2 separate regions of the Homo sapiens genome follow, and region 2 is linked to region 1. A link is a loop called in an ENCODE intact Hi-C map of the cell type or tissue named here. Cell type or tissue: mammary epithelial cell. All regions are shown on one strand. Each heading gives the region's core, and the rest is flanking DNA. Links, peaks and the distances in the headings are about the cores only.

Region 1 (11,691 bases), core at 3,926-8,925:
ATCTCCTGACCTTGTGATCTGCCCGCCTCGGCCTCCCAAAGTGCTGGGATTACAGGTGTGAGCCACTGTGCCCGGCTGAGACAGCTGCATTCTGAGGACAGTAATTATTGGGCACCTGCTGTGTGCCAGGCCTGATGCTGATGTTTTATCTGCACTTGCCCCATTTAGTCTTCAAGGTAGGTATCGCTCTCCCATTACACAGATAAGAAAGCTGAGGCCTAGAGATGAGTGTCCAAAGTCACCCAGAGAGCAAACAGAGAAGCTCGGGTTGGAATTCAAGACTCCCATCCCTCAGAATCTGTGATCTTTCCTCAGGAGCAGGGTGTGCTCCTTGGCCGTTAATGTCACAAACACTGGGGGGGCTTTTTCTTAATGCAGCATCCTAAGACCCTCCCTAGAGCTAGAGAAGCAGAGTCTCTGGGTGGGATCCAAGAGTCTACCCCTGAATAAAATAGCTGCCTCTGGCCTTGGACCTCCTTTAACCTAACACAGCCCCTATTGCAGACAACTGGACCCTGAAGAAGGAGAAAGGAGATGGAGCCCAGTCAATCTGCACGCTTACCTCCAAGGGGATGGATGCAACACCACTTCTGTGCCCCCTTCATCCCCAGGATCCCTCGCTCTCTCCTGGTGCTTGGGCCCCAACAGGCAGAGTGGGACAAAGGAGGGCAAGGAAACATCTCCAATATGTTTTCCAAAGCACGGTGGGTGAGAGGAGCAAGAGGGTCAATGGGGCCTACCTCCTCTGTCCATTGAGGGATACAAGTGAAATGCGGAGGGACTGATACCCTGGACAGTACCCAGGGGCTCCATCAACTGGGGGCGGAAGACCAGTTCTGGGGGTGGGGGAGGTTCTTTCAGACTGGCCCTGCTGCCTGCAGCACGAGGAAGACCCTCTGTCCACTCCTACATCTCCCCCAAACCCCCATGGATGTGATTGGACAGCCGCCCCAGGCACTCTGTGCTGCGGGGGCAGCAGACGCTTGGTCCTCAGTGAGGAGTGGAGAGGGATCAGCATACATCACATCACACTTGGCACGGCCCCCATTGGTGGGCAGCATGCCACCGTGTTGGTGAGCTGTCTCCCTGCAGAGCCTTCACAGGCGGCAAGGGAGGGGCTTCCAGGGGAATCACTGCCTATCAGGAGTGGCACAGCCCCAGGAAGCCCCCCGGACCATCCCTAGTTCCTGCCTTGCCTGGGCCCAACCAGAGCTGGGCTGAGGAAGGGAAAAGGGAGAAGGGCACTGGGGCTGGGAGATGAATTCCAGGCTGGGCCATGCTGGGGACCTCAGGCCACAACCAAGGGCTCGATCCCAGAGGGAGAGGCCTCCCACTAATCACATTCAGGTGACCGGAAGCTCTGAGGCTCTGGACCCTGCTTCCTGGAGATGTTAGGGAGGAGAGGGAGAGAGGAGTCCCTTGGCTCTGGGCCAGTCCACAGACTTCTCCCCAGAGGCCCAAGGGCTGTTGGGGGGGGATAGAAGACCCACTATCAACTCCCACGTCCACCCACACCCAAATAATGCCTCAGTCTACAAGAAGCCAGGTCCCATAGAGTTGAGGGAGCTCACAGTCTGAAGGAGGAGACACTTCCTGCTGTCTGGGATCTGCCAGTCTGAGGGCAGAGACGTAGCCACTCCCTTCCAGAACATCAACCTCCCAGTCTCCTCATTGTCTCCAAACAGGGCTAACACTCTTCTGTCATCCCTTTCATCCTGATCTCAGTCCTTCCAGACTCAAATCACTGCCCTCCTCATCCTCAGAGCCTTCCTGGATGACCACACAGCTCCAATCCTCCACCCTGGCACTCTTAGAGCAGTTAATTTGGTGGTGGACAGATAATTCCTAATGGCATGCAAAGAACTCATATTTCCTAGGCACCACCTGTACCAGAGGCCTGGTGGCAGGACCTTGATCATGCAAACATGACATGATCCAGGCATGCAGGGAGCTTCCAGTTCAGGAACATTAGGACGGACCAAGAAGATACAGTGAACTGTCAGTTAAACATCATCTTTTCCCAGACATTTCTGCGTGTGTGTGTGCGCGCGCGTGCGTGTGTGTCCCCAGCTAGGCTGGGACTTTGTTAGAGCAAGACAGGAACTGAGCTTAAATATCAGGCCACACCCCCATCTAAACTAAGTCCCTAGGATATTCTCCCAGAGCCCCATGTAATTTTCCCTCTTGGCACACATTACAGTTTGTAATTCTTTTTGGTGTGACTACTTGCTTTAAGACTCTCCTTTTCCAGGCTCTATAAGAGTAGCTGAGTCCATGGCTTCACCCGTGTATCTTGAGCACCTGGCATATTTGATGACTGAATGAATGATTTGAATGAAAGCACCACATTCCTATTCATGCCCTTGCCCCTAGCACACAACCTGTAGGTGCTCAGTGCTCAGATTTGGCAGGATGGCAAAGTAAAAAGAAGCCCATCTTGCCACAGCTAGGAATTCAAGGTCAATCCCAGAGCAATCCCAAGGCAGTTCATCAAGGAAGACTTCCTGGTGGAGGAGGACATGGACTGGGGACTTTCAGCCTCACATCTGTTCTTCCAGTTCATCATCTGTTTCTGGCAGGAACTCCTGAGGACAGAGGTTACGTCTGGGTCTCAGGGCCATCCCCAGCACACCCCCATTCAAGCTGCGCATGACCTGCCCCACTGTCGACAGCCAGCTGTGACTCACAACTCCTGAGCCTTTCCTCTTGGCCAGAGATCGTGGAGTAGATATTACAGTAACATTACTAACCACAAGTAGAGGCGGTGACCGTACTTACGCTCAGAGCACCTCCCCCCACCCCTGAGACCAGAGCAATGACCTCACACTCATGTTCGGCAGCAAGCACGGACAGTCCTGCCCGGAGGCAGGGGGATGGCCCACATGGCCCTGGTCTTCCAGAGAAGCCCAGCGTCTGGCCTCTTCCCCTCAGCGCTGGTCACATTCTCCCCACCTTCCCCTCCAAGCAGCCCACCTGGGGTAGGTGCTGAGTCCCCTGCTGCTGCCTCCCCCGGGTGAAAGCAGAGTAAACAGTCCCCCTCTCCCCCGCCTCCCTGGGGAGGGCTGGAGGAAAGAAAGGGAAGTGACAAAAGCTGCCCTATCCCTGTCCTTCCTCACTGCTGGGTCTAGGACACTTATTCTGGGGAAAGTGGCGTCTGAGGATGTGGCTGCAGTGGCCAGTTGCTGGCGCCAGCAGAAATCCCCAAGCCCGTCAGTAGACTCTGTTCAGACGCGTTCGCTGACCATGGCACTGAGTAAGTGCTGAGGAGACACCTGAGGACCCAGGTCACGCCCCTGCCTGCCCTCTCCTCCCAGACAGGCCCCTCCTAGGGCTCAGACCATTCCAGTTCCTCTTGTCAGACCCTGAGAAGGCCCAGGGCATCCACCCCTACAGGGAAGGCTCAACAGGAAAGAAAGAAACACACAGGAACTGGGCTCAGAGCCCAGCTGCGTGCTCTTGGGCAAGTTACTTAACCTCTTTAGGCCTCAATTTCTCAACTATAAAATGGGACTAAGACTAGCTGCCTGTTGAGCTGTTGTGAGATAAGTGAGTGCACTGGCCTGGATCTGCAGACGGTGGACAACAGCCAACGGCAGCCGGATGTGGCATTGTGCTGCTGCCTTTAGCAGCTCCAGGCAGTAACTACTGAGTATCAGGGAAGAACTGAGACCTCAGAGAAGGGAGAGAACCAGGATTGCTTGAGGCAGGGCGTTGGGAAGGCCCCACTTACCCTCTGGCAGTTGCAATCTAAAAGGAACAAAGAGGCTTTGTGGCAGATCCTGTCTCCTAATATCCATTCCTCGTTTATTTCCCAACTTTTAGCCAGACCCCCATGGAATAAAGACTAGACTACCTAGCTTCCCTTGCAGCTAGGTATGGCTAGATGACTGAGTTCTGGCCAATGGAATATAAGTGTGACTTCTAGGAAGCTTCCTTGAAGGGAAGGGGCATGTCCTTCTTCAGGCTTTCTTCTTCCTTCCTGCTGGCTGGGGCTCCAGCAGCCATCTTGGGCAATGAGGTGACCCTGGAAATGGAAACCACACCTAGCAGGTCAGAAAGATAGAAGGAGTCTCTGACCACATCCCAGAAATATTTTACATGAGCAAAAAATTCACTATTTATCTTGTGTAAACCAAAATTTAACTGATACAAGCTTCTCCTCTGGTGAAATAATCTCGACTCATGTGTGGCTGGGCAGAGTAGGATGGATGAGGTGTCTAGAAGAGAAGAGTTACCAGGGGTGTGATGTCCCCATCCAGGAGCACTTCCTCCTACTTGCCCTGTGAGGTCAGGAGGAACCCTGTTGGGAGGACTTGGCTCCAGGAGGATGGATGGATGGATGGATGGATGGATGGATGGATGGATGGATGGATAGATAGATGGATGGAAAGGAGGGAAGAGCCCAGGTAAATGCATGAGATGAGGAGAAATACCTAGAAGGAGGAAATACCCTGGGAAAACACTTCAGATGACAGAGAGCCAGGCTAGGGGTGTGGGGATAGCAGAACAGGATGGCCTACCTGACTCACTGCCCAAGTCGGACTCTCAGTTTTCCCACCTGTGCTTTGGGAATGGGCCTTATCGCCTCACTCAGGGCCAGCGTGAAGTGATTCAAAAACCAAACCAAAACTAAACAGAGAATCAGTGTAGCATTAAATCCGTTGTCAGCCCAGACAAAACCCTTCTCTGTGCCTGGGATTCCTATAAAGTAAGGATACCCGTGGACCCCACCTCACCTGGCTGTTGTGAGTATTCAGCGAAAGGGCTACTGTAATGTGCTCATCACAGTGTCTGGCACAAGGCAAGTGCTCAGTAAGCAGTCAGTGCTATTATTGCTGCTGTTGAAATCCTGCCCTGGGGTGTGAGGAACAAGAAGCTGCCACTTGATTGGTCTGTGGCATGAGTTAGGGAAAGAAACCTGGACTCCTCACTCCAGAATAATATCTCCAGCGCTTTGGGGACCTAAAGGACCAGGTAATGCCTTGGGAGCACCACACCATAAACACACATCAGGATCCTGACGGCATAAGATGGAATGGGGGTAGTAGGGAGACCTGGCAGGGTGGGGGCAGCCAAGGCTTAAATTTTGGTACCACTGCCTGGGACCCCTGGAGGGACAGCTGTCAGGTCAGGCCCTGACCCCCAAGCTCTCCTCCTTGGCCAGGCCAGGTCCACATTTGGTCACAAGAAGCTGGCAAGAGGCCAGACAGGGCCGCAGATGCCATGGAGAGGGCAAACACAGGCCCGACGGAAAGGGGGAAAAAATCGGGCTTGTTCTGCCTGGGCAAGAGCAGGCTCAGGGGTGACATCAACGCCATGATAAGCAGTTAGATGAGTTAATGCCCAGGGATGCTTTTCCTGAAGTTCCCCAGAGAAAGTTGGGGGTTAAATGATGAGTGTGTTGGCAGATTTGTACCCTCAAAAAATTACGAGTGTGACCACTGTTAACAATGAGCAGGGACTTTAAGAGGAGAACTAAGGAGCTGTCATTTCTCTCTGGAGAAGTGAAGGAGAAGAAATGATCTTACATTAAAGTAAACACGATTCCGGATGACCTAAGGGAGAATTCTGACTGCCCATGACATGAGCTCTCTGTGTGCAAGGAGCTGTGGACTGAGTCCAGAACTGAATAGGGCACACAGCTTCAGTGGCCTGTCCTGAAACCCCAGCACAGCCTCCAAGTTCTGGGCTTCTGTTCCCACCTGTGTTAAATCAGACAAGGTAACGATTATGGATAGGGATTTAGGAATCATACAGAGATCAGTTTGAAGGCACTTTGGACAAGTTACCTAACTTCTCTGTCCTTTGTTTCTTCCTCTGTTTGGAAGAAAAAAAAAAAACAGAACTGGGTGCAGAGGGTTGCTGGGAAGATTAATTCAGTGGATGCCAGCTTAGAGCCTGGCACCCAGGACGAGCTCCATAAATATTCTCCAGTGGGGCTATTTTTCTCCTGTCTGGGCAGGGATTGGACAGTATCTCTTGAGTTCTTTTCAAGTCTAGAATGCCTTGATTCCACAATCCTGTGACTCACTGATTCTGCTTCTGGGGTCTGAGGACTGGGATGAGTTGGTTGCACAGCTCTGCCCTGCAGGGCCCAGGCCCAGCACCTGGACATAGCCCAGCCTATAGTCTGCACCATTTTATTTCTACCAGTGGACTTTGCCTTGCCCATCATGTGCCCTCAGCCTCATGGGCAGCCTTGTGGCCACAGGTGGCCCTGCCAGCTGTCCCTGACCTCTGCTCTGCACCTTCACCTGGAGCAGGGCAGTGCAAGCCCCTCCGGCTAACTCCTTCCTCACACCTACATTCCCCTGACAATGTCACATGCTGTGCAAGTTGGCAGGGCCAGAGGGGCCACAGATGCCAACAAAAACACCATTCCTGTGGAGGGAGAAGAGCCCATGGGTGTTATTTTTAACCTGCTGATTAGAGGCCACAGCTCTGCCCCTGGGGGTCCTGGGACTAAGGGCTCTGAGGGGCATGTGAGTTGTCAGGCCTCACCTCAATGACTCCCAAGGGTATTGGGCTGCAGAAACCCCAGCCCTTCTACCACTTTGATGGAGAAGTGGGAAAGGGAGACACAGATCAAGACATGCCCCATCTTGCCCACTGGTTTCAACTGGGGCTGAACCCAGCCAGGAAGAGCAAATGTGCCACGAATCACAGAACATTAAACCTAGAGATGGGTCCTCTCCAGTCCCTGCGTTATACAGATAAGGAAACTGAGACCTGAGGGAGGAGGCCCAAAGTCACACTGCTGGTCAACACTAGCTTCCTACCCCCTTGCCCACCTGTTGTAGACCTGGAGTTTGACAAGGACATTTCTATAACTCTCCAAGGCCACATCCTGGGGGTCACCTTGCTCCACCCTCTGTCCAGGTGACCCATCTTGCCTCTGCCCTCTCCCCAGTCTGCCCTACCCCAATGGGCTGAGCTTCTGACAACCCCATGATGAGGGCTCCAGGCCCTGGCTCACCCTGCAAGGACTTCCTAAGTGCCCAAGCAGTGCCCCCTAGAGGCCAGTGGCAGCACTGATCAGCACAGCGGGCAGCGCCATCATGGCTGGAGGCCCAGGCGAAGACGTGCAGGCCAGGGCGTGCCTGTGTGGGGGGAACAGGACCGAGCTTCTGCCAAGGGCCCGCTGCCGGCTGTTGCTGAGCTTGTGCTCGCCAGAGGGGTGGGGGCGGCAGGCAGACAATGGACCCCACGGCCCAGCCTCCTGGCCTTGGCCCCTTGAGCTGGGCAGGCAGCCGCTGGCCAAAGCAGCCGCCTCCATTGGTCCCTCACGTAGCCCACGTCCTGCCTGCTGGGTGGCCCTTATCACCGGGTACGTGCCAGAGTTCCACATGCCCACACTCCACAGTGGGGAGGGGACTGTGGGCCCAGGAGGAATGGGACCAGTGGGAAGTTAGGCTTCCTGTTTCCCTGCATCCCATTCCCAAGGAGGGGCTTGAGCAGGTCCTGAGTACCCCTTGATGAGTCTCTCGTTCTCAGAGAGATCTTAGCCGCATCTCGCCAAGTCCCAACTCTCAACAACTGTTCTCCCCTTGGAATGAAGGGGTTGGGTGGAAGAGAAGAAAGAAAGAGGCCAACAGCTTCATTTGAATGTTCTAGGTCACCAGTTCACAAATACCAACTGTTCCTCTTAACAAGCTTATACAAGAAGTAGTACTATACTATGCTTATTACTGTCTGGGGAAACAGGCACAGAGAGGTTGAGTGACTTACCCACAACCATACAGCTGGTAGGGACAGAGTCAGGATTCAAATCCGAGCAGACCGACTCCACAGCTAAACCACTCCTCAACAAAGCAGGGTCGTGACTGGCTGGTGCTCAGCCCTCTACCCCACAGAAATGATGGCTTTGGGGTCAGACAGACATGGGCTCAGGCCTGGAAATGCATGCTCTAGGGCCAGTGAAGGCCCTCTCTGGGCCAATGTTTCCTTACCTGTGAAATGGGTGCAGTGATGCAGTGAGGAAGGTACAGCCACATGTGCCTCACTGGTGGAAGCTGCTGCACAAATCCTCCTCCCCTTCACCCAGCAGAGCTCAAAGCCTCCTTTGACTGAATAATTAGAATGTCTTCTGCCTCGCCGCCTGAAGCCCACCATCCCAGCCTCCACTTCCTCTGTCCAAACCTACAGAGCGGCTCCATTCCCTGGCACTTGAGGTCTGCTGCAAGCCCCTAGCATGCCCGGCCAGGTAGCCCCGGCACGCTTGCTCAGCCCACGCACTGTTTAACCTTCCACAGGCACTGGGTTCTCCCTGTCTTCCCCCCGAGGAAGACCGTGAGTGCCCGCTGTGGGGCCAGGGGAGGATGGGGCCGGATGAGCCCCTGCCTCCCTGGTATGTGCACACATGTACAGTCAGGCCTTATTCAAGGAGCTTGGACCCTGGGCCCAGTCTCAGTTGGCTACCAGAGCTGTGTGGCTCTGTACAGGTCCTTTCACGTCACGGGGGCTGTTTCCTCATATGTCAAATGGACATCTACATCCCGGCTGGTAAAGACACAGTGAAGCCACATCTGGGACACACCCCTCCCAGAAAACTTCCTCGTGATTTCTGCTAGCAGATTAGGACTACAGCGTGTGTGGGCAGGGAAGGGATCTGGCTGGGAGGACAGGCGAAATGGACATAGACGTCAGAGAAGGCAGGAAGCAGAGGGGTTTCCCCACCATGATGAGGCTGCACAGGCAGGGGAAGAAAGGCCATGGGGGCTGAGTCACTGGCTGTGTCTAATCTGCTGCCTTCCCAGCCACTGACAATGAAGTGACCACAGGCGGATCACAGGAGATCACAGGAGGGAGGTGGCCAAACAGGACAAGAAAGGGAGCTGCAGGGACTCTAGAGGAAGTAGCCTGAGAGGCAAGGCTCAGCCCCTGCCCTCAGAGGGACCCTGAGCTGATGGGGTAGCAGACACAGCTGCTGCCTTCAGTGAGCTCCCAGTCTGACAGGGGAGACATTCTTTTGTCTCAGGAGAGAAAGGAGCTCTGCCTTCAGGGAACTCCCAATCTGACAGGGAAGTTTTATCACTTTCTGCCTTAAGGGAATTACAACTGTGACTGGGGACTCAGCCTCTGTTCGCAGGGAACCCCAGCTTGAGGTGTCTATGTCTGAGGGAGCAGGTGCCTGAGTGAGCGCTGTGCATTTGTGTGTTGACACCCTTCCTGGCTTCCTTCAGACCCTCCAATCTGATGGGAGAGACACAGCTCTGCTCTTAAGGAGCTCCTGTAAGATGGGGGAGACATAGTCCCCACATCAGGCGGCCACTAAAATGAAGGGGGAGACTTAGCTCCTGCCCTCTGTCCTCAGGGAGCCCTGTCTGCCCCCACGGGCACTCAGGTTAAGCATGCATGTGTGTGCACATGGGAATGCATGCAGGCCCTGCTCTAGCCCTCTCAGGCACCACTCCCCACCATGCCCACCTGAGAACTCCTCAAAGTAAGGAAGGAGAATCCTTGTTCGAGCCCAGGCTAAGGGGGCTTCCACAGAGGGGCTTCTGGGAGCCTAGAAGACAGAGGGTGGGGGAGACAGAAGTGCTACCACATCTAGGGTGGCTGGGCTCACTGTCCTGAACAGCTGAGCTGCATCTGCCTTCCTCATCTCCAACTCCTGATCCCTGATACACCCCAGCCTCACATGTCCGCTGAGACGCGGTACATGGTATCTCCCACACGTATGCGCGGCTCCAGCACATGGGAGAGGGTGGCTGGGGCTTGGAGCTCAAAGGAGCCTCTTCTTTTCCTCCCCGTGGCCCTCATGTTGCCTTTCACACACCCACTCTGGGTGATGGGAGGGGAGTGACCAGTCCACCCCGAGTCACTATGACTCGGTCTCCCCACCTGGAACCCTCATACTCGGTTCACAGTCTCCATGAAGGGACAGTGAGCAGACTGGGAGTCAGCGGGGAGGAGGCCCACAACAAGTCGGGAGCTCCAGTTCACCCACTCAATTCCTTCCTAGGGCAGGAAACCTTCAGGAGAGCAGAGGATGGGGCTGGGTGGGAAAATAACATGCAAGGGAGGAAGCAGGGAGCACAGGGCATTTCCCCTCAAGTGGGAGTTCCCCGAGGGCAGGGCTGTGTCTCCCCTCAGACTGGGGCACCCTGAGGACTGGGTTGTGTCTCCCCTTAGACTGGGGCACCCTGAGGACTGGGTTGTGTCTCCCCTTAGACTGGGGCACCCTGAGGACGGGGCTGTGTCTCCCCTCAGACTGGGGCTCCTTGAGTCAGGGCTGCGTCTCCCTCAGACTGGGGGTCCCTGAGTCAGAGCTGCGTCTCCCCTCAGACTGGGGCACCCTGAGGACTGGATTGTGTCTCCCCTCAGACTGGGGCTCCCTGAGTCAGGGCTGTTTCCCGCCTCAGACTGGGGGTCCCTGAGTCACGGCTGTGTCTCCCCTCAGACTGGGGCTCCCTGAGTCAGAGCTGCATCTCCCCTCAGACTGGGGGTCCCTGAGTCACGGCTGTGTCTCCCCTCAGACTGGGGGTCCCTGAGTCAGGGCTGTCTCCCCCCTCAGACTGGGGATCCCTGAGTACAGGGCTGTGTCTCCCTCAGACTGGGGCTCCCTGAGGATGGGGCTGTGTCTTCCTCAGACTGGGGCACCCTGAGGATGGGACTGTGTCTCCCCTCAGACTGGGGCTCCCTGAGTCAGGGCTGTCTCCCCCCTCAGACTGGGGCTCCCTGAGTCAGGGCTGTCTCCCCCCTCAGACTGGGGCTCCCTGAGTCAGAGCTGCGTCTTCCCTCAGACTGGGGCACCCTGAGGACCGGATTGTGTCTCCCCTCAGACTGGGGCTCCCTGAGTCAGGGCTGTCTCCCGCCTCAGACTGGGGCTCCCTGAGTACAGGGCTGTGTCTCCCTCAGACTGGGGCTCCCTGAGGATGGGACTGCGTCTCTCCTCGGACTGGGGTTCCCTGTGGACAGGGCTGTGTCTCCCTCAGACTGAATTCCATGAAGACAGGCACTGTGTCAATCCCATCAAACTAGGTCAGAACTAGATCTCCTTTAGCATCTAAAACAGGCAACTCATCCACCATCCCCAACATCATCTGGGGGTTTTCAGACTGGGTGGGGTGGGGCATCTACTTCCCACCAGGCCACCCTCCTGAGGAAGGACAATCATGCTTACTGGCAGGGGCTTCCTCAGTGAGCAGCCTGTTCCCAGTTCACCCACTCACCCCTCTGGGTGGTCTCTCCCACAGTCTAGCCCCAGTCTCTCACGTTAAATCACCATGGGTAGCTGGGCAGGCGAGACCCACAGGATGTGTGGGCAGGGCCTGCCTGGACCTGGTGGGGGGTGTATAGCTGAGAGCACAGGCATTTTGTAGCATGATCTCATGCCCACTGCCCTCAGCTAGGGGCTCTTCAGGACCATTTGAGCATGGGGAGTGGGCAGACAAGCCTGGGCAGCTATACCAGTGGCCTGAGGAAGCCAAGCTTGGCAGGTTCCTGCTTCCATGAGTCCAAATCAGCACAGGAAGTGGGTCCCAACACCATTAGCTTTCCCTTATCCTATGCTGTAGCCACCTGGATTAGCAGAGGGAGAGGCCTCCTACCCCAGTGGGTCCCTGTGAGGGGGCAGCCCGACCTTACAGTGTATACATTTGGTAGTGAAGGAAGCAGGAAACAGCTGGACAGGCCTGGGAATCCCTCCCCACTCCCTAGTCACCTTTCAATACGAGGAGCTGGGCTTTC
Region 2 (11,691 bases), core at 2,281-7,280, 89 kb before region 1:
AGGAATTAGTCAGTTGCAAAGTCCTCCCTCGTGTCTACCCCAAGTCCCTCAGGCTGCAGTGAGAGCTTGACATTCCCCAGCTTCTCTGGGCCAGCCAGCAGCCACCCCCTACCATGTGGCCTTGGTCCCTCCTCTGCTGGGAATCAGGAGGGGGGTGGTCCTCCTTTGTTCCCCAGGCTCGGGGGAGCATTCCTACCCCAGAGAGGCCAGCTGAGGTCACGGGTCTATGCCCCCTCCCCAGGCCAGCCTGACCAAGCTGGCAGCCCCGTCAATCAGGTGCAGCCTGCTCAGCAGCCAGCCTTTTATTTCCTATATTAAAAGGGCTTGTGATTCCTGATTGAATTAAAGGCGGGAAGGTCAGCTCTGAGACCAGCAGGGAGATTTCAATCACGGGAGACCGGAGGCAGCCAAGGTGGGCAGGGGGGCAAGGCAGGGAGCAGACAAGGCCAGGAGCAAGAGTAGGGACGGGCACCACCGCTTCTCTCCCAGGCCAGACCAGTCAAAGCATGGTACAAGGGTGGCTAGTCCACAGCACCCACCCCCACAACCCTTTTGAAAATGTCAGTTTGAATTAAAGAAATTTCATCCTCTGATACAGCAGACAACCTGAACTGCTGGACTAGGCAGACTTGCTTGCGTATCTGTTAGTTAAAATGCCCTCAGAAAAGTGAATTCCACAGTTTCCCTCATTTCCTACTGTCAGCAGGTTCTTTCTGACTTCTCTCTTAAACTCCATGTTGGATCTTAAGGAGACAAAGATGATGCTACTTGCTTTGAAGTTATAAAGGACAGTCAATCAGCTGCTTTTTCGGCACCTATGGCTCAGGCTCAGGGATCCTGCAAACTGCCAGTGCTTTCCTGCGACCTGGGTAGAGTGGGGAGAGGACTGCAATGAACACAGTCTTCCTGGCTGTGTGCTTGGGGGAAAGCTCCTCATTTGCCCAGGGACTCAGTTTCCCCATCTGTGCAATGGGCAGCATAGTCCGTACAGGATTTGCTGGAGTACTAGCCTTCCCTGGATAGTCAGGGTTGAGATGTGCCTTTTTGCTTGGGCTAGCACTGAGTCTACCTTATATATAACCCTGGAGTCCCCCTGCCAAGAGTCAAGTCAGGAAGTACAAGGGCTTGATTCCTATCTCTGCAGGGCAGATATGGAAGCCCTGGGGTAAATGCCCCATGTCCTCCAAGGATAGGCAGGAAGAACAGGCTTGACCCATGGTGGGGCTAAAGTTAAATATCAGGATGAACTGACTTCCTCAGTGAGAGTGGTTTCTGGAACTAGATCACAGAGAAGCCTTTTCCCGTCTCCCTACCCGCTACCCCCTCCGGTCCTGTGCTATCTCCATGCAGGCAGCCTTAGATATAGGGGTTGCACCACAAGTGGTGGGACTGAGATCAGACATGAGAAAGGACTTCCTAATGGTGGGCGAGATAAGGCAGTAACATACATCATCAAAGGAGGGGCGCCTGTGGGGCACGTTTAAGGAAATAAGGAATCATGGGCACCACCTAAGGCAGTGGAGGTAAGCTCTGGGCCTGGAGCCAGAGAGCTGGTTCCCTTCTCAAACCTTGCTGGTCTTGAGCAGGTCCTTTGCCTCTTCTGCGGAAGGGAGGTGATGATGCTATCTTAGCAAACAAGGCACGCACAGGCTTCTAATGGCAGAGTGACATGGGCGGCTGAGGGTCGGCTGTGTGGGTGGCTTTTTCCTGTATATATGAATTTTATATGCCCTTCCAAAAAGTCAGTAATATCTTTTTAATGCCTTAGCATAGCTGTATCTTTCTCTACCAGCAGATTCACAATTCCTGTTCCATGTTCCAGACACTGTTTTAAGTACTTTACATATATTTAACTCATTTAACCTTCTCAATAACTGTCATGATCCCCATTTAGAGATGGGGAAACTGAGGCACAGAGCAGTCCAGTAATTTGCCTAAACTTAGCAGTAGCAGAGTGATGGTTTGAATCGGGGCAGCCAGGCTCTGGAACAATGCTAGCACTCAAGCTACAACTCTCTGTGATGAAAGAGTCCTTCTGTATCTGTGCTATGCAGTGTGGCAGCCATGAGCATTTGCCATATGACTTATGTGACCAAAAAACTGGATTTTACTTTTACTTCATTTTAATTTAAGTAGCTACATGGGGCTAGTGGCTGCTGTATGGGACAGTGCAGCTCTAGAGACCCTGGGAACACCAGGCAGGCAGGACGAGGTCATCACTGAAGATCATTCAGATTTGTCCCTCTCATCCTCCCATTACCCTCCTCCTGCTACTTCCAGCCTAGACTTCCAGGAAAGTTCTCCCTTTCTCCCACATTCCCCTGTGAGAGCTTCCTTGTCCATCAGCAGGTGTGTGTTCCACCCACAGCTGCCTCCTTGTTCCTGACATGCTTGAAGCTGTCTTGGAAGACCAGGACAGCCCCATGCAGGGGCCTGGCCTGGTCCTTGGTGTCTGAGTGAGCTCCCTGTAGAGCCTGGCCTATTGGTGCTGGCAACCTCTCTTGACACCAGGGAGAGAGCACTTCTCCCACGAAGGGGACCCATCCCTCCTTGGTGGACACTTTGTGACCTGAGTCCACTGGGGAGACATATATGGACAGCACTCCCACACCAGGGCCTCAAGCTGGAAGCTCCCTTCTAGGTCACACCCTGTCCTGAGACCTGAGGTCTCTGCAACTGATGGGGTGTACTGACAGCTTCCTGCTCTGCCCCCCAGGGGCTGAGGCCCAATAGGGCGCTAGATGCTAGAACCGCAAGGAGTCAGTGGTGCTACGGAGGGCTGGAACTCATTCTGAGCCTTGAAGTAGGAAAAGTTGTAGGTGAGCTAAGCCTGTGGTAGGGGGCATATCCTGCAGAAAGAAGAGTAAGGTCAGAGGGGTAGAGGCACAAAGGTTTGGCTGCATTATCATATAGGAACAAGGCAAGAGTTGAAGCCACAGGGAGCTTGGGGAGAAGAAGCAGCTAGTAACGCTAACACCCCTGTTTTAGCACCCCTGCAGGCCAGCACAGTTCTAGACCCATTATGTGTGTTATCTCATATGGTTCTCAGAACTGCCCTAGGAGGTAGACAGACCTTACAAAGAAGGAAAAGGAGACTCAAGAGGGGAGAGGCACTTGCCCAAGTCACACAGCCAGCAGCCTGGCTTCACCGGTACTGCGCATACCTGGCCTGCTTCCAAAAGACACGTGGACTTGCTTCTGCAAACAACAGATTTTCAGGAGGATCATGCCAGGCTTGTACTTTCTTATTCTTTTCTTTTCTTTTGAGACAGGGTCTCACTCTGTCACCCATGTTAGAGTGCAGTGGTGTGATCATAGCTCACTGCAGCCTCAACCTCCTAGGCTCAAGCAGTCCTCCCACCTCAGCCTCCAGAGTAGTTGGGATTACAGGCCTGAGCCACCACACCCGGCCCAGGTTTGTACTTTGAAAAGCTCCCTGGGGCTGCTGAATGAGAATGAATGGGAATGGGAAAGGCAGGAGACAGGAGCTGGGCAGGAAGTGGTGGCAGTAATTGAGAAAAAGAGGGCCTGGCCTGCTATGTGTAGGAAGCTAAGTCAGCAGAGAGAGGGAGAAGGCCCCAAACTGCAAAGTGGATCCACAGGGTGCTGTTGGCTGGGGTGGAGCTGAGGAGGGACCGCCAGAGAAAGTGATGACTTGCGTTTAGATCATGTTACTTTTGAGGGGCCCATGAGAACTTCAGGGATCTGGAGCTCAGGAAGGAAAACCTGAGGTAGAGGAATGGATTTGGGGGCCAGTGTTGATGGTTGAGACCTTGAGTGGGTTCTGGGAGAAGAGAAGCAGCCCCCATCTTACCCTGAGGACTCCCAACCTCCCAGGGACCAGCAGAGGGTTGGGAGCCCTTCAAGAAAACAAAAACAGAGACCCAGGAGGACAGGCATCCTGGAAATGAGGGAGGTCAACATGGGGAGACCTAGGAGGACGGGCATCCTAGTAATGAGGGAAGTCAGCATGGGGAGGCCCTGAGCAGGCCAAGGAAATAAAAACTCAAACTGGACCCTCCAGATTTGGTGCCCAGGAGGTTCTAGCAGGGACAGCAGAGGGCAGGAACCAGGCTGGGCTGTGGGGTGAGGACAGCATGGAAGGCAGGCCATGGGGAAGGGGCGCAGCTCTCCAGGAAAAGGGAGAAGATGAGGCAGTGGTTAGAAGGGAGGTGAGAGAGCACCTCTGGGGTCCCTGGGTACACCCTGCCACATGAGTAGTCCCTGGAGCTTCAGGTCTGCATGCCCTGGCTCCTTTATGCCAAGTGTGGCTTCTCTGACTTCCTCCCTCACACGCTCCGAAAAGCACTCAAAAAAGTGCTGAGCCCACTGCTGGCCCTGGAAAGGTTTGCTGATTCACGGAGGTGGAGAGTCTGGCAGCCTGAAGATGGCAGAGGACTCCACCCTGCCTTGGGGAAAGAAAGCAGCCTGGAAGATGTAGGAGAGGCCACAACATTCTACTCATATACATCCTGTGCAGGGTGCAGGGCCAGAGATGGGCAAGAGCCGGTGCCAAGAACATATCCCTAGCTGGCCATCCTCTGAGGCAGAGGGAGCAGAGAGGTCCCAGAACTACTGTAGTTTTATACTAAGTCTTAAAATTAGGTAGTATAGTTCTCTAGCAGGTGAGGAATGAAGGAGGGTTCCTTGGGGGAGGTGCATTAGTGCTGGGCCCAGCGGATGGGTTCAGTTTTGCCCAGTGGAAATGGAAAGGGAAAGGACATTCCTGACAGCATGCACACAAGCAGGAAATCGAGAGGCCTTGTAGGCATCTGGCAAGGAGCCTGGGCTGGCTGGCTCCTCCAGCATCAGCTGTGGAGAGACATGACGCTGAAGGGAAGCTGGCCTCCAAGTCAGGGAGAGCTCTGAATGTGCAAGTAAAAGAGTTGGAGCTTTATTCTGCAGACAGTGGTGAGCCCTTGCAGGTTTTGCAGCAGGAGAGATCTCTGAGGGTATCTCCTCTGGCTGGAGCAGCTGTGGGAAGACCAATTGGTTCTTGATGGGAGGGAGGGGAGGGAATGTCCATCAGGGTCTCCCATAGGGCAAGAACCCCAACCCCACAGTCAAGGCCAGGCTGGTAAAAATAGCTGGGAATCCCGCTGGATAAAAATAGCTGTGGGCAAGGGAACTCACCTGCACCAACAGGTAGGAAAAGTAGGTCATGGCTATGGGCCACCTGGGAGGTGAGCAGGAGGGAACAGAGCTCCTTCAGAGCCTACCACTTCCTCCTTCACCCGTGAAGACTCAGCCTCCTGGGCAGCTCTGAGCAAGGTCTGACAATGGAAGAAGGTCTGGAATTAGCTCCCTAGGCCTGTGGGCCACATGCTATCTCTCCCTCTGGGGGCATTTCTACCTCCCAGCTAGCTTTGAGCATCTTCTGGCACCCTGCTTTGACTTCAGGAATCCACTTCCCAGCAGAATCTAGTGATTCGTTTCTTGGCGACATCACTTTCTAGACTCACTGAGTTCAGAATCTATTAACCTCTTTATTGTAACTGTTGATTTATTGAGCATTTATGAAGTTCTATGCGTGGTGCTAACTTTTTCACAGTACAAGAATAACCTCTCTGAAATATGAGTCTGTTCTCCAAGAGCCAAGCGTCTCTCTCTCGGAACTTCTGTCCACACTACTGGGTTTTTTAAATTATCATACAGTAAAATTTACTGTTTTTCTTCTGGTATACGGTTCTATGGATCTGAACATGTGCAGATGTGTGTATCCTCCACCATCATCAGGATACGGGAAAACTCCATCATCCCCTAAAAACGCACTCATGCTGTTGTTTTATAGTTATATCCTCACCCCACCCATAGTCCTGGCAAATACTAATATGTTTTCCATCACCATAATTTTGTCTTTTTGAGAGTATCAAGTAAATGAAATTACAGTGTGTGACATCTTGACTGGCTTCTCTCATTTAGTATGAAAGTCTTTGACATTTATCCAAATATTGTTGCACTTATCAATATTGTTCCTTTGTACTAATCAGTGGTATTTCATTGTTAACCATTAACCCATTGAAGGACATTTGAGCAGTTTGCAGATTTTGGCTATTACAAATAAAGTTGCTATGAACATTCAGGTACAGGTTTTCATGTGAAGAGATGTTTTCATTGCTCTAGGGTAACTACATTAGGAGGGGGATTACTGGGTCACATGGTAAGTGTATACTCAAAGATTTAACTTTACAAGAAAGTGACGAACCATTTTACAAAGCATCTGTACCATTTTACATTCCCACCAGCAATGTATGAGAGTACTAGTTTCTCTGTGTTCTTGTCAGCTCTTGGTTTTACATTTTTTAATGTGCTATTCTAACAGGTATGTAGAGGTATCCCATCATGGATTCAATTCACATTTCTCTGAGTGTTAGTAATGTTGAATATCTTTTCATGTGTTCGTTTGTCATTTTTATATCCTCTTTGGTGAAGTGTCTGTACAAGTCCTTTACCCATTTTTTTAATGAGGTGGCTTGTTTTCTTGCTTTTGAGTTTTGAGAGTCCTTCGTATATTCTGGATACAAGTAATTTGTCAGATATGTGGTTTGCAAATATTTTTTTCCCAGTCTGTACGTTGTCTCTTCACTTTCTTGACAGTGTCTTTCTTTGACAGAGCAAAAGTTTTTAATTTTGATGCAGTTTGGTTTATGAATATTTCCTTCATGGATGAATCATGCTCTTGGTATCATTTTAGAGCTCTTCACCCAGCCCCAGGTCATAAAGATTTTCATATATGTTGTCTTCTAACAATTTTATAGTTTACATTTTACATTTTGATCTGTGATTCATTTGGGGTTAATCTTTGTATTTAGGTCAAAGGTTTTTCTTTGTTTATGGATGACTAGTTGTTCCAAATTCATTTGTTGAAAAGATTATTTTTTCTCCATTGAATTGCCTTTGTACATATTATTCATATTTGTGTAGATCAATTTCTGAACCTTCTGTTCTGTTTTACTGATCTGTATATTCATCTTTTTGCAAATTTCACACTCTCTTGATGACTACTGTAGTTTTGAACTAAGTCTTAAAATTAGGTAGCATAAACTGGGCAAGGTAGCGTGCATCTGTAATCCCAGCTACTCAGGAGGCTGAAACAAGAGGATTGCTTGAGCCCAGGAGTTTGAGGCCAGCCTGAGAAACATAAGAGAGACCTCATTTCAAAAGACAAAACAACTGTCCCCCTCAAAAAAAAAAAAAAAGAAGAAGAAGAAAGGAGATTAGGTAGTATGATTCCTCACACTTTATTCTTTTTCTCCCCAAAATTGTTTTAGCTATTCTAGTTCCTCTGTCCTTCCACAATATTTTAGAATCTGCTTGTTAATATCTAACAAAAAAATCCTGCTGGGATTTTGATTGGTATTGTGTTAAATCTATAGTCCACTTTGGGAAATTGACATCTTTATGTTGAATCTTCTGTCCATAAATATGGTATACCTTTCCATTTGTTTAGGTCTTCATTATTTATTGCAACAGCATTTTGTAGTTTTCAGCATACAGATCCTGCACATCACACTCGTCTCCTCCACTAGACTACCAGCCCCATGAGGCAGGGACCATGTCTGTATTACATACCACTGCATTTACTGAGCTTCCAGAGGGCCTGCCTGGCATGCAGTTGGTCCTCACTAAATATCTCTGAGTGAATAACAGCACTTTTGCATTTGTCATCTAATTTAATCTACCCACAATCAGGTTAGAGATTACACTTCTTACTTCATGGAGGAGAAAACTGAGGCTTGGAAAGGAGGTATAGTGAACATATCTAGAATGTTCCTCAAGATTCTCGCCTCCTGGTGTACATGCCCTATAAAATTCCCTCCCTTGAGTGTGGAAAAAGGACCTATGAATACGATGAGATATCATTCCCGTGATTCGTTCACATTATAGAGCAAAGGTGGAGGAGTTTTGTAGATGTAATTAAGGTCCCTAATCAGTTGACTCTGAAGTTATCGCAAAGGAGATTTTCCCAGATCAGTCTGACCTAATCAGGTCAGACCTTTTAAATGAGAGTCTGGAGGACACAAGGTGGAAAAGTCAGAGGGATTCAAAGCAGCAGAGCTGCTCTTCTATTGGCCTTGAAGAAGCTAACTGCCATGTTATGGAGAGGGTCACATGATAGAGAACAGCAATATCCTCTAGTAGTTGAGGCCCTCAGTCCCACAAGGAACTTGGGAGAGAACCTCAAGCCTCAAATGAGATCACAGTCCAGCCAACACCTTGACTTAAGCCTGGCAAGACCCTGAGCAGAGAACAAACTTGTGGTAATTTGTTACACAACAATAGAAAATTAATATGGAAGCCTTTCCTAGGGACCCAGAGTTGGGACTCACACAACTCCTGGGTTGCTGAGCTATGCTCTCAACTACTTATCTGTCTCCCAATGCCTTCTCCTCTTGGGGGCTTGAGCCTTTTTGTTTATGCCTTTTGTTTTGTTTTATCTTTGTTTGGATATCAGGATTACAGAATCCTTGGTCTATGACAGTCTTATTAATGGTACATGCACAGCCCACTTTTATTTATGTTGGTTCGTTAGTTGGTTTTACTAATGCAATAAGCACCCTTAAACCCACCACCCAGAATAGCTAGTCCTTGACAATAACCCACATCTAACCACTGCCCCACATCCTGCCCCCGATTCCCCATCTGCAGAAATTGTCATATGAGTCCTGTGTTCATCATTCCCTTGCTTTATGAAGTTTAATGGCATAAAATTATTTTTTAAATTGTAATGTTTTTTAATTTTATAAAAAGGGTATCATGCAGTACGTAATCTATTGGGACTTTTTCATCTCAATTTTCTGTTGCCAAGCTTCATCCATATTGCTCTGTGTTGGAGTATGTCATTCATTTTGACTGCTATGTAACGTTTCACTATGTGACCACATCCCCACAACTCATCCATCCACTCTGCTCCTCATGGGCATTTGGGCAGTTTCCAGGTTTTTGCTATTGTGAACAGTGCTACTCTGAACGTTCTTGTGTAAGTCTCCTGGTTCAGTAATTTACCTCTCAGAGTCAATTTCTGCCTAAATAAACTAAAGGGGAAGGATTTTGTTTCTTTGCCACAGAAGATCCAAAAGACTAATAAAGCTTCTTGCTAGGTGCCTGCCCTTAACTGCACTCACCCCCAAACTGCTGCTTTCAGCAGATCCATCCAAATGTTGTCTCCCCCAGACACCCAAATCCGGGTCCACAAACCCCAGCCATCCACCAGGGGAGCATCAAGAGCACACAAGACAACTCCTCCTGGACTAAAGTTTCAATATCGAGAACTGGCTCTGAGGAAGTGTGCTGACCACAGGCATGGCTCATTCGCAGTTATGGGCAGGACTTTGGTCCCAAAGATATCTCATGTCACTGTGCACTCGGAATCTGCTATTCTGGAAAGCCCCCCAGCCTAAACCACAGCAGAGCATGCGATGACAGCGAGTGTGGTGACAAGTTAGCAGAGTGGGAAGTGAAACGCGGCCATAGGCTGGTCCTTGCCCTGCCTGGCCTCGAGGGAGACCTGATTGAGTCCCTGATCCCTCTTGGGCCAAAGTCTCCTCACATAGCTGAGGGGGGATGCACACTTAGTGAGATAAGAGGTTGATATCTGGTTAGATCTGGTTAGAAAGTACAAGAGGGTGGAGAAAGTGACATCTGGTTAGAAGGTGTGAGAAGGTGGAAGGGGCTAAGAGGGTGGCCAGGGAGAACCCTGCCCAGGGTTGAATGGGAGGGCCCACATTGAGGGCTGATCTTCCCCACCTAGTCCACTCAGACTCACATGTTAATCTCCTCTGGAAACGCCCTCATAGACACACCCAAGAATAATGCCTCACCAGATTTCTAGGTACTTCTTAGTCCAGTCAAATGGACATGTAAAATAAAGCATCACACCATAGACACTTTCTTCAAACCCTTGGGGGTCAGCTATTAGTTCCAGAGGTACAACTGGAAAGGTCTCACAGGGAGACAGACCCAGGGTGGATTCCAGGGGCTTCCCTTGCTCCAGGCCTCTGCAAATGGATGCCTTGGGAAGGGCATGAGTGAGCCTCACAGCAGCAGGGAGGGCTCAGCCTGTTCATCTCTGAGGTCCTCCCACCTGGGTTTCTGTGGCTCTACGAAGGTTTTAGCCCATATCTGCCCCACACGCGTACCTCCCAGGCAGGCCTTCCCTCCATCCTTATCTTCTCTTTCCTTCCTTCTCATTCACTCAGCACACCTTGAGAGAAGCACAGGGATTGGGGCAGTCAGTGTGGGGAGTGTGTAGAGCAAGTTACACAGAAGAGTAGGAAGAACTCAGAATGGAGATGATGAGGCTGAAGGCCAAGGTTCCTCTTAGGCTCCAGCCAGAAGCTGGGCTTGCCAGAAATTGATGCTTCTGGAGAAGGAGGAGGTGCTGATGACTCAGTGCCAGCCTGAAAGTCATGAAGGACGGGGGAACCAGCGTTTCCTCATACCCCAAAGGTCAGAAGGATGCATGGCTATACCTGTAGTGGGTTCAGGCTATAGTCCCCGGTCAATCTAGCTTCCCACCCTTGTGTGTCCCTGGGTCCTGGCTGTAAGCTAACTGAGCAGAGTTTCCCGCACAGCAGCCCTGCTGTCCCACTAGCATCAGAAGAGGAAAGCAGGACTGTCTAAGAAGCCCTGTCTGTGGCGGTGTCCACAGGGGGCGTCTGCATGGGCTCCTCACTCCTGCATGAGCCCCGAGTAGAACAGTCTCTGAGCTTGTACTGCCTGCAGAAAGAATCGGAGGAGGCCAGTCTCTGCTCCTGAAGTTATGCATCAGGGAATGAGCAAGGCTGGGTGGGTCCTGTGAGTGAGAGGATGTGCTTGCACAAGGGACCAGCGTAAAATATGCTACTTATTTGGAGCACCAGCCTTGAGGTACACCCTGAGGCGTCAAGGTCTGGGGAGGTGCTCACATCTGGTAGAGTCTGCGCAGGCCAGTGAGGCAAATATCAGGTCATCACTATTTTGGGTTTCTGTGCAGGAAGGGAGCCAGCCGCGACCTGTGCTTTCATCATAGAAGGATAGAGAGCTTCCTTCTGTAGCCCAAGTTCCTACTCACCTCCCATCCTGGCACCCCCAAATTGGACTCTTTCAGAACAGAGGCCTCTGTCTTAGCCTAGTTTCCCCTAAAAGTGGAACCTGTGGGAGCTTTGGTCTCAGGGGCAACTAAGCTGATTTGGGAAGTGATCCCAGGAACAGGATCAAAAGATGAGGGTGAGGAAAGAGTGAACAGGGTGTCAACCAATACAAGGATATGTTATCTAGTTGGCCACCCCTGTGATGGGTGTTGACCCCACAGAGATCTATTTAAGAGACTTATGAAATGTGTTTCAAAACAGTCTACCCAGAAGGGCAAAAAGGGATCCTTTGGCTCCTGTATCCCCCATTGCACAAAGGTGACTCCAGGGGAGTCCCTTCTGGTGTGCACTACTTAAGCGCTAAGCAGTTCCACAGGTGTCCACCCGTAGGACATCAGAGAAGTCTCTGGCAGGAAGTAGGAGGTTCTAGGCCAAGGCAAAGTGCCATTTAATTGCACCTTTGCAGAGCCCACGAAGCTTGCATGGAGCTGGCCTCTAAAGCAGAGGTCAGAGTAAGCGATGGGCACAGAGAAATTTGGACCAAAGTGTCCAGTAAAGGTCCTTTCTTTGTGCCTTCACCAAGCCATCAGCAGCATCAGCAGCGTGTTACAGGGCCAGC

Evidence for each region. Peaks named below come from ENCODE experiments on the same cell type or tissue, not always from the same donor. Only the 100,000 strongest peaks of a DNase experiment are listed, where the experiment ranks them.
Region 2: a loop joins it to region 1, with 3 times the contacts of the local background. A loop is called at or near these places in 13 of 110 quality-filtered maps.

The regions. Positions count from the first base shown.
Region 1 is chr6:44,055,969-44,067,659 of GRCh38, forward strand. The region is part of intron 1 of SCIRT (stem cell inhibitory RNA transcript); the gene reads right to left. Among named protein-coding and RNA genes, the nearest start is that of SCIRT, 13 kb to the right of the region's middle. RefSeq lists enhancers at 2,596-2,775, 6,753-7,715 and silencers at 3,076-3,145, 6,899-6,968. In mammary epithelial cell, for the core only: a CTCF peak has its summit at 7,011 (motif pointing left); DNase peaks (open chromatin) are centred at 6,023, 6,613, 7,003, 8,663 and 1 weaker place; H3K27ac peaks cover 4,961 bases.
Region 2 is chr6:43,968,290-43,979,980 of GRCh38, forward strand. No RefSeq gene overlaps it. Among named protein-coding and RNA genes, the nearest start is that of LINC03040, 26 kb to the right of the region's middle. RefSeq lists an enhancer at 9,248-9,507. In mammary epithelial cell, for the core only: a CTCF peak has its summit at 4,373 (motif pointing right); no DNase peak of the experiment used is centred there.